Linked DNA regions of Mus musculus: region 1 is linked to region 2. The links are chromatin contacts, found by POLR2A ChIA-PET in ENCODE. All regions are on one chromosome and are shown on one strand. The core of a region is the stretch at or near the end of the contact, and the rest is flanking DNA. Distances in the headings are between cores, read along the strand shown. Region 1 overlaps Gm36914 (a long non-coding RNA gene). Region 2 holds the start of Pten (phosphatase and tensin homolog).

Region 1 (4,542 bases), core at 294-2,793, 220 kb after region 2:
AGAGCTTGCAGTAAGGGTCCATGGCATCATTTTGAATATACCTTCAATGCCCAACTCATTTTAGGGATTCAGAAAAATGATGCTTTTTTGTTAACAAAAACTTTGGTTTTTCCTTTGAAACAATGCTTCAAAGAGGCTGTCATGTTATCCTTATTCCTGTAAATCAACAACTGACAACTTTGTATGAGTGTGAGTTTGTGTGTGTGTGTTTTGGGTGAGGGTGAAAGGGATAGATGAGGTCTAAGTCAAACTGAGAAATAAGAATTTCAGACTCTTATCTGCCTCTGTTAAGACCCTCATTTTAGCAGATCAGTTATTCTGACTTATCATAAGAATTTAAAAGACAAAAACAAAACATTACAGTTTCGAAACCCTACAATCCAGCTAAGAACTAATAAGAAACCTGGTGAATGAGAAATAAAATACTGATAGAAATAAGAGGTACAGTTTTTATGTCTTAGTTTATTATTTTAAAAACCATGAATGGCAGAGGATGTTGTGAAAGCATTTGGGAAGCAAGCCTAGGGAATAAGTTGGGGAGCAGAAGGTGAGACTGGGAAGCCAGTTCCCACTGTGGTCTCACTGGATACTCCTGAAAGGAGTAGAACACACCTCGGGCTTATCGAAGAGCTAGGAAGCTGGCTTGTTACTGTCTCTCATGTCTACTTCTGAGGGATAAACTTGCACCTTGCTTTGTGCTCAGACTCACTGCACTTTGATGCCAGAGAGGCTCAGGGCTCCTGGAAGTGGCTATCTGTGGATTTGGATGAGTGCTGAAGCAGTGGGGGAGAGGGGAAATGTGGGGAGAAGAGTTTGCAGTACCAATTACGAATCCTCAAGTGTTCTTGCATTTGCTCATAAGAACCGGACTCCGGATTTACAATAAAATGTGCGCAACACAAACCTACAGATTGAGTTAGGTAACTGGTTCTCAGCTGGGTGTAATTTAGTCTCTTCCCTTGGAGAATAGTTTGTCAGTGTCTGAAATTGGTTTTAGCTGTCATAAGTGGGAGGGTGAGAGTTCTGGTGTCTAGTGGGCAGGGACCCAATTACCCCTAAACTAATAACTAGACTAAAATTTCAACAGCGCTGAGGGTTTGATTCTCTAGGTTAGGGTTATTAAAAATTTCAGATAACACAAAGGTTCAGAGAACCTTTCTTTGGCTTATAAAGCCAGTACAAGGCCAAGATTGAACTAGACTTCTATTTCCAAAGCTTGTGTCTTCTAGAGATCAAGATACCGAAAAATAGAACAACTCACAACAAACAAACATCCCCAGATCTATACTGGCCATACCTCCTGGCCCAGAACTTCAAAGGCTTCTGAAACTGGGTGAAGCTGGCTGGAGCTGGCTGGGGCTGGCTGGGGCTGGCTGGGGCTGGCTGGGGCTGGCTGGGGCTGGCTGGGGCTTGGGGGAGGTGGAGAATGAGAACCTTTCCCATCCTCTTCTGGCCTTGCTCTCTCCTGGGCAAGTTGGGGCAGGTTCCCTGGGCACAAATCCCAGATTTGCATACCAGGCCTGGCTAGGTGCCCTTAGCTGGAAGCTCCAACTCCTTTGCAATGTACACGGTTGTCCTTCTTCAGCCAAGGTTGGCTGGTGGTTCTTTGTGGAATGGCAGCGCCCCACATTCCCCCAGGCTTGGGATGGTCTCTGGCAAGCTAGTGGAGTGAAGAGTTACAGGTGGTGCAGACATGGTTTGGAAGGAATCCCAGCTGGGGCAGCACCAAGAACCTTCTGATCGCTAACCAGATAACTGCGGTGGCTTGCAGACTCCCAGGAACCTCCCCTACTCTAGGAAACTAGCTTCAAGGGCAACACGGGCTTCTGAGAAGCCAGAAGAAGCTCAAAAGTGGAAACTCCTCTGTCAGCTTTGCCTTCTCAGCTTATAATTTTTTTTTCTTTTTCCCGAAAGCACCGAGTTCTCCGTTGCCATGTCCCTTAAGATGGGGAGTCAGCCTAGGAATGAACAGAGAAGTGGAACTCAGGATACAAAGACAGTCACAACCGGAAGACAAGGTGCAAATACTGATGGGGCTCTGAGCTTAGCTGTTTGTTTTGGGGGGGTTGATGGACACTTTGGGTTAGGTTTTTTTTTTTTTTTTTTTTTTTTTTTTTGCACAGGCAAAACCTAGGCTCCTTTGAATGCCCTCGGCTCTGCAGTGTCCTGGTCTTCTGGTTTCCAGACTCACATCTTGCCTCAGGGGGATTGACAGCTATCCCACATGCTGTTTCTGATCTGTTTAATCAAACTTTCATTTGATGTTGGTTGGAATTTCACATGTGGACCAAATACAAAGAAATTAAGTGATTCCAGCAGCTTGAATCTAAGGGAAGCATTAATCTTTGATATCAAATAATCTGTTTCCAGGGGCACTGGGTAAAAGCTGGTTCATTTGTTCATTCATTACTTCATTCCCCCCTCACCCCCATGTGGCAAGCAATTACTAAGGACTACCCTGCTCAAAGCTTTTCATAGGTATTGTGAGGGTCATTAAGGGAAGTGCAAAGAAGCTTAAGATCTAATGAGGGAAAGAGATGATCTAGCCCACCTTGCAGGACAGAAGTTGGCATACTGCAGAAACTCACTTCTGGGCTATGAAATGATTCTGGCATAGAGAAGAGGGAACAATATGTGGTATAATCTAAGAAAGTGTACCACGGTAGAGGAAGAGAAAAATGGTATTTTATTGAGGAGCAGGTATGGAAAAACATACCGACCAAGTAGGCTCGGTTCTTAAAAAAATTTTTAAAATTATCATCTTGTCCTATTTTTATACTGTCCTGTTCTTAGAATAGTTAACTTTTTGTATTAAATAATATCAAGACATAGCTTGTGGAGCATTGCATTCCTGTAAACAGTGACTATTCCATATGTACAGACATCAATGGTGGGATTTCTTACAACTAGAGTGACTTGATATTTTTTGATATTTTTTCTTGACTAATAATTATGTAAATTTGGGGCCTTGATCTGTGTATTGTTGCCCAATTTTGTCCTCTCTACATCTTTCCCTCTTTTAATTCCTTCCTCTTCTTTCTGAACTGAGGCCTGAGCCTGGGGTTCCAAGCTTCTTAGGGAAGCACTTTTCCATCATGCTGCATGCCCAGCGAATAGTTCATTCTTTTCAATAGCTTATATTTACTCTTTTGAAGAATCGTTCTGCTGTGATACATTGAAAGTGAAATAAGGAGACGCTTTTCTACGCGCAGGTGCCCTGAGAACATTTTTGTGAAACATTGCTGACCTCAGTCTTTCCATTATAACATAAGCTACCATAGAATGAAACTGTGTGTGTGCTCACATCTCAGTCTTACGCCCATGAATTAGTGACTTTCATTGTTTGTTGTAGTACATTGAAACAATGAAAAAAAAATCTTAGATCAACTACCATTGAATATCTTTCAATTTTTCAAAACTCACTGGTAGTTCTCAACTTGAATTAGTACTTGGTTTTTTATAATCACGAACAAGAAATGTAGTCCTTGTTCTGTTTGTCCTAGAGATTCTTTGTGCAGGCTGTGGGCTTAGGCTCACTATTCTGTTATTTTGTGGATGTGTCAAAACCACACATCCCTATTCTTTCTCTCCTATCACCCCCATTTTGTATATAAGGACTTTTATAGTGCTAATTTTAAAAAATAAACAAACGGTCTTACACTTATTGCCCCTTCCATAAGCTTATTGTCTCTTGCACTGTTTATCATTCACTGTTTCTTTGACCATGTAGTTTAGTGTCTGCCTTGATGTTGCACTAGGTACCAGGGATGCAAAGATAGGATGCAAACTTTCCACTTTCTAGGAGTTAAGAATCCAATAGGAGAGATAGAGACATGAATATAAAAACATAAGGACTAGGTTGGATATTTGTGAAGGAATCAGAGAGGCTCAGGATTTGAAGCCATCAGTTTTGTGTCAGAGGACAGAGAATATTCAAGATCTTTTTAAAATTCAGGTTGGACATGTGAGTGGGGTTCTGTCACGAGGAGAATATTTTTGGCAGGACCCACTCAGAAGGCATGGATCATATCATGGCTGAGAGAGTACACCACCACCTCCACCATTAAAACCACTGCACCATCCCACCATCATTGTTATAGCCACCACTAATATCCGTATCACCACAGTCGTTATGATTATATCAACCTTTCATCATTGTGACCAAATCACTCAGTTGTGGAAGGATTTATCTCATCTCTCAATTCCAGAGTGGCTTACCTCTGTATGTTTGATAAGAACATCTCAGTGTAGGAACACATGGTAAAAGAGCTTTCTCATGGTGGACAGGAAACAGAATCAGTGGGACGAAAGGAATAGGAAAAAATAGGCCCAACATCCCAGGGGGTAATTCTTCCACCTAGGTTTTAGTTAAATTGTTAAAGTTTCTAAAGCCATTCAAAATGGTGGCATCACCTGGAAACCAAGCCTTCAAACACATAAACCTGGGGGGGAGTGTTTCTTTGAAACACTAACAATGGTCATTCTACTTCTGACGTCACCACTCCTAACTACCACTCCCACCTCTGTCACCATTGCTGTTAT
Region 2 (4,751 bases), core at 332-2,831:
CAATCCCCCCCACCCCCGCCCCGCGCCTCCCCCTAGGGCCCGGCCTCTTCTCCCACGGTTGGGAACGCGCGGTGTGGGCAGATCCAGAACAGGAGTCTCGTGTCCCGGCCTTCTGGCTAGCTCTATGGGTTACAAGCGAAAGGGAGGAACAGCTTGGGGACTCTCCGCGTCAGCGTGCACAAACCGGCGGCGGCCAGCAGAGAGGGGTGGCGGGGGCACGTGCTTGGATGTGGCTGCTTGTGTAACCAGCTCCCCAGGCGCTCGGCCCCGACAGCGCTCCTGCGGACGGCTCGTGGATGCTATTCTCTGCTCCGATCCGGCAAGAGAGGGGTCCAGCAGACCACACGGGAGAAGGAGGCGGGGGCGATCACCTAATAGAGCAGAGGGGACCAAGCTCCTGCCCCAGGAGCACACAGATAGGGGAATGGGAATTTGGAAAGTTCCCCAACTAGGACCACACGTGACCTCCTCCTGAAAGTAGTTCCGACCGCGGCTCATGTATCCTTCCACCTCGCCTTTGAGCCCTCCCAGGCCTGCTCGCCCCGCCCACTCGCTGGCTGCAGCTTCCGAACGTCCCATACTCCACACCCGGGCTCAGTAACCGGGTCCTCGAACATGCAAGGTCCGACAGGGTCAGAACCTGGCCATCGCGATCCAATTCTGCCGGGTTTTCATAGCGGCCACGAAGTGGGGATTGGGGGTGGGGGCTTAGCTCTTTGAAGACTGAGCTTGGCTGTGATCCGGTAGACCCACCGCTGCGGGGAGCTGCGGGTCTCATCACCGGGCGGTGGAGGGGTGTGTGTGAGGTGCACTCTATTCACGGAGACCCACTTTGTCCAACCAGGGGTGTCCTTTGGGCCCTGGAAACTCAGGGGAGATGTGAATGTACACGCCCCGTATGCACAATCATCATGCTTGGCTGGGAGCGTTCATCTTTCGGGCAAATGAACCCAGCTGCCTGGGAAGCAAGAGGCGGGGCAGGGAACCGGAGCCCGATGAGGTGACCCACGCGGGAGACACAATAGGGGTTGTTCTTTGTGCAAAGACTGACACCTTGAGGACACCGTGAGGGGGAGAGGTGTGTTATCTAGGTAAAGACTGTCGCCGACAAATCCTAGCGAAGCACTGCAATCTGACCACAGCGCAGGGCAGGGAATGAAAGCCGTTCCGAAGAAACGCAGGGACAGACGCAGGAAGGATAATCCTGCCCCTGAGGCTCCCGGAGCACCGACCAAGGCGGTCAGCTAGTGCGATCCACCTGTGAGCGGTCAGCGATTGTGCTCAGCGCACCCTCACTCGGCCCCAGCCTGTTGTACCTTTGCCGGGTCTCTCTGCGCTGAGGCCAAAGCCGGCGTAGCTCCGGGAGCGAGCCGCGGACACACTGGGCATGCTCCGCGGCGTTCCCCGCCCCTGTCCCTTCCGACGCCCCGCCCCGCCCCGCCCCGTCCCCGGCTCAGCGCCCGCCTCCCGCCCGCCTCCCGCCTCCCCTCCGGCTTTCCGAGGCGCCCTGCTCTCCCGGCGGGGCGGCGGAGGGGGCGGGCTGGCCGGCGCACGGTGATGTGGCGGGACTCTTTGTGCACTGCGGCAGGATACGCGCTTGGGCGTCGGGACGCGGCTGCGCTCAGCTCTCTCCTCTCGGAAGCTGCAGCCATGATGGAAGTTTGAGAGTTGAGCCGCTGTGAGGCCAGGCCCGGCGCAGGCGAGGGAGATGAGAGACGGCGGCGGCCACGGCCCAGAGCCCCTCTCAGCGCCTGTGAGCAGCCGCGGGGGCAGCGCCCTCGGGGAGCCGGCCGGGCGGCGGCGGCGGCAGCGGCGGCGGGCCTCGCCTCCTCGTCGTCTGTTCTAACCGGGCAGCTTCTGAGCAGCTTCGGAGAGAGACGGTGGAAGAAGCCGTGGGCTCGAGCGGGAGCCGGCGCAGGCTCGGCGGCTGCACCTCCCGCTCCTGGAGCGGGGGGGAGAAGCGGCGGCGGCGGCCGCGGCTCCGGGGAGGGGGTCGGAGTCGCCTGTCACCATTGCCAGGGCTGGGAACGCCGGAGAGTTGCTCTCTCCCCTTCTCCTGCCTCCAACACGGCGGCGGCGGCGGCGGCACGTCCAGGGACCCGGGCCGGTGTTAAGCCTCCCGTCCGCCGCCGCCGCACCCCCCCTGGCCCGGGCTCCGGAGGCCGCCGGAGGAGGCAGCCGCTGCGAGGATTATCCGTCTTCTCCCCATTCCGCTGCCTCGGCTGCCAGGCCTCTGGCTGCTGAGGAGAAGCAGGCCCAGTCTCTGCAACCATCCAGCAGCCGCCGCAGCAGCCATTACCCGGCTGCGGTCCAGGGCCAAGCGGCAGCAGAGCGAGGGGCATCAGCGACCGCCAAGTCCAGAGCCATTTCCATCCTGCAGAAGAAGCCTCGCCACCAGCAGCTTCTGCCATCTCTCTCCTCCTTTTTCTTCAGCCACAGGCTCCCAGACATGACAGCCATCATCAAAGAGATCGTTAGCAGAAACAAAAGGAGATATCAAGAGGATGGATTCGACTTAGACTTGACCTGTATCCATTTCTGCGGCTGTTCCTCTTTGCTTTTCTGTCACTCTGATAACGTGGGAGTAGACGGATGCGAAAAATTTCTGTAGTTGGGGTGACTATAACGTTTAATTCTGGGCGCATTTCTAGATCGTGCATATTGTGTCTCTTCCAGTGTATTCAACCTAGGGAGTGTTCGGCTAGACGGAACTCATGCCTCCTTGCAAGTGTCAAGGCACGGATTGTTTTCTTGTCGAGCTCTGTGGTCTCTTCTTAAAATCTATTGTCCGGTAATACAGAGTACTGTACACTGGATTAGCGAGCTCGTCAATCCAGCCTTCTAAATGAACTAAAAAAAAAAAAAAAAATAGACGCTTTGGGTTGTGCATATTTCGATTAGATCGTGACTTGGGCCCTAGATCTAGGGTGTAGATGAGATTAAAATGAAAGTCCGTGCTGCACGTAGGCATGTTGCCTCAGAATCTTGCAGTGATTGTTTTTAGTTTCCTGGGTTGCATTGGAAGATTTTTCTGAAATGTGACTTGTGGACTGATTTGCATAACTTTATAAGCATAGTCATCGTCAGCATGGACGGTGCACATTTGAGGGTAGAAGTAGTTTTGTGTGTTTAAACCGACGTAATTACAAATTTGGAGCCTGCATTTGGAAGTTTTGTAGTTTAAAATCAATAGTGCCAGAATATATATCATTGGAGCTTTTAATAGAACTTTGTTAAATTAGACTTTCTTTCCTGATGAGATGTGGGATAGGATATGAAATTTGCATTTCAGTGGTATGTTCCATTCATTTGACCTCGCCACACTTGATAGAATGGAGATCGAATAGTTTTTGATCCCAGATGATGATGTCTGTGAGTCCAGGGATGCTTGCTGTGTGTGGCAAATGACTGCAGAGGTTAAACTCAGTTCTCACATGAAATTTAAGTAGTAGCGTGAATTCGCTGCTCATATTTTTTGTTTCAGGTGCTCTGACTCGTTGGCTTATCAGTGGGTTTTAGCCTGATTTGTGCAGAACGTCAAGTATAATTTAGCCCGCTAATATCCAGACAAACTGGCAGGAATGGATCACTGGCTCCAGATTGTAGGTATGCTAGCTCTCTGCATGCAGTAATTTACTGAGTCAGCTTGTTGAATAAGACAGAAACCCAAGAATTTTAACGTTGTATAGTTCTGATTGTCTAAAAGTTAGGCCTTTGTACTTCAAAAGTTCGTGGTTTAAAGCATTTATCTTTGCAGTTTCAGGTATGGTGCTGGTTATGATCAGGGGTAGGAAAGAGAGCCCTCCTCTTTTGCAGAGTGGGAAGTGTTGACAGAAATTGAGAGCTTTGGGGAGGCCAGTGTGCAAGGTGTGCGAAAACACAAGTTGCAGGTCTGAAGTGACTGAGCCTTTAAATGATTGGGCCTTTTGGTACAACCCAAAATTTTGTTATGTGACTTGTAGCATTGAACAGTATTTAGTTAAAATTATGTAATTTTATAATTGGTGGTAAGGTATTCTTTGTAAAAATTATTTTTTAGTTAATATTAGTAGACATTTTCTTAAGGTGGAAGGGCAGCAGCAACTTGTCTATACATGTCCTGCTAATAGATCACTATGGAGAACTTTGTTTATTAATTAATTTATTATTTTTTTTGAAGAAATATTTTCATTTGGAAGAGGTTTGATGGATTACATTAGTGGCATATAAAATGCATAGCTAATTTTGATTGAGTTTTTTGTTCTGACATGAAGATGAAACTCTCACTGAAGAGCTGGCTTCACACAGGCTAATTTTCTTTCGAGCTAAAAATACAGTTTGAAAGGAATCTTTAATTTCCGAGTTTGCGTTAATTGAGAAGCTTTACTCAGGATGAACTTGACCAAAAGATAATTGGTGAGCATTCTGAGTTGTCACTTGCTTCAAGGCAGTTTACTGTTGGTGTGAATTAATGTTAATAATCTCGATCTAGAAGGAATTAGTCAGGTATCTATTTAATTAAAAAAAAAAAAACATTCAAAGAAAAGTCTAGAATGCCTGGTAGGCAGACTTCTTGTAGAGTCCAAAGTACACTTCTGCTTTGCCTTCCTTTCCCCAAAGGACTTCAAGATTATTTTGTAAATTTTTTTTTTTTGTCTGAGCAGTGACGTGATTGCAGTTCCTTATTTGATTTCATACTGCATGGGCTTCTGCACGTGCAGTTTATGTGGCTGAAGAAATCCAAAGCTCTCCCTTTAGTTATGGTATGCGTA

What was found. ChIA-PET counts read pairs that join two places held with the same protein, here RNA polymerase II (POLR2A).
Region 1: POLR2A ChIA-PET joins it to region 2 with 11 read pairs in Patski. The contact joins the enhancer-like site here to the promoter of Pten in region 2. POLR2A ChIA-PET finds 5 or more read pairs at or near these places in 2 of 5 experiments (Patski and embryonic stem cell).

What each region holds. Positions count from the first base shown.
Region 1 is chr19:32,973,431-32,977,972 of GRCm38, forward strand. It overlaps Gm36914 (a long non-coding RNA gene), which reads left to right. Exons shown (of 4, transcript XR_877816.2): 3 at 1,915-2,018; 4 at 2,124-2,193. It overlaps Gm36860 (a long non-coding RNA gene), which reads right to left. Exons shown (of 3, transcript XR_877814.3): 2 at 1-1,958. Among named protein-coding and RNA genes, the nearest start is that of Gm36860, 4.6 kb to the right of the region's middle. Within about 2 kb of position 1,544, at least 1 of the 3 ENCODE cell types and tissues checked has a DNase peak (open chromatin) inside an H3K27ac peak, as active enhancers do.
Region 2 is chr19:32,755,996-32,760,746 of GRCm38, forward strand. It overlaps Pten (phosphatase and tensin homolog), which reads left to right and starts at 1,582. Exons shown (of 9, transcript NM_008960.2): 1 at 1,582-2,528. The coding sequence starts at 2,450. It also overlaps the pseudogene Gm36566.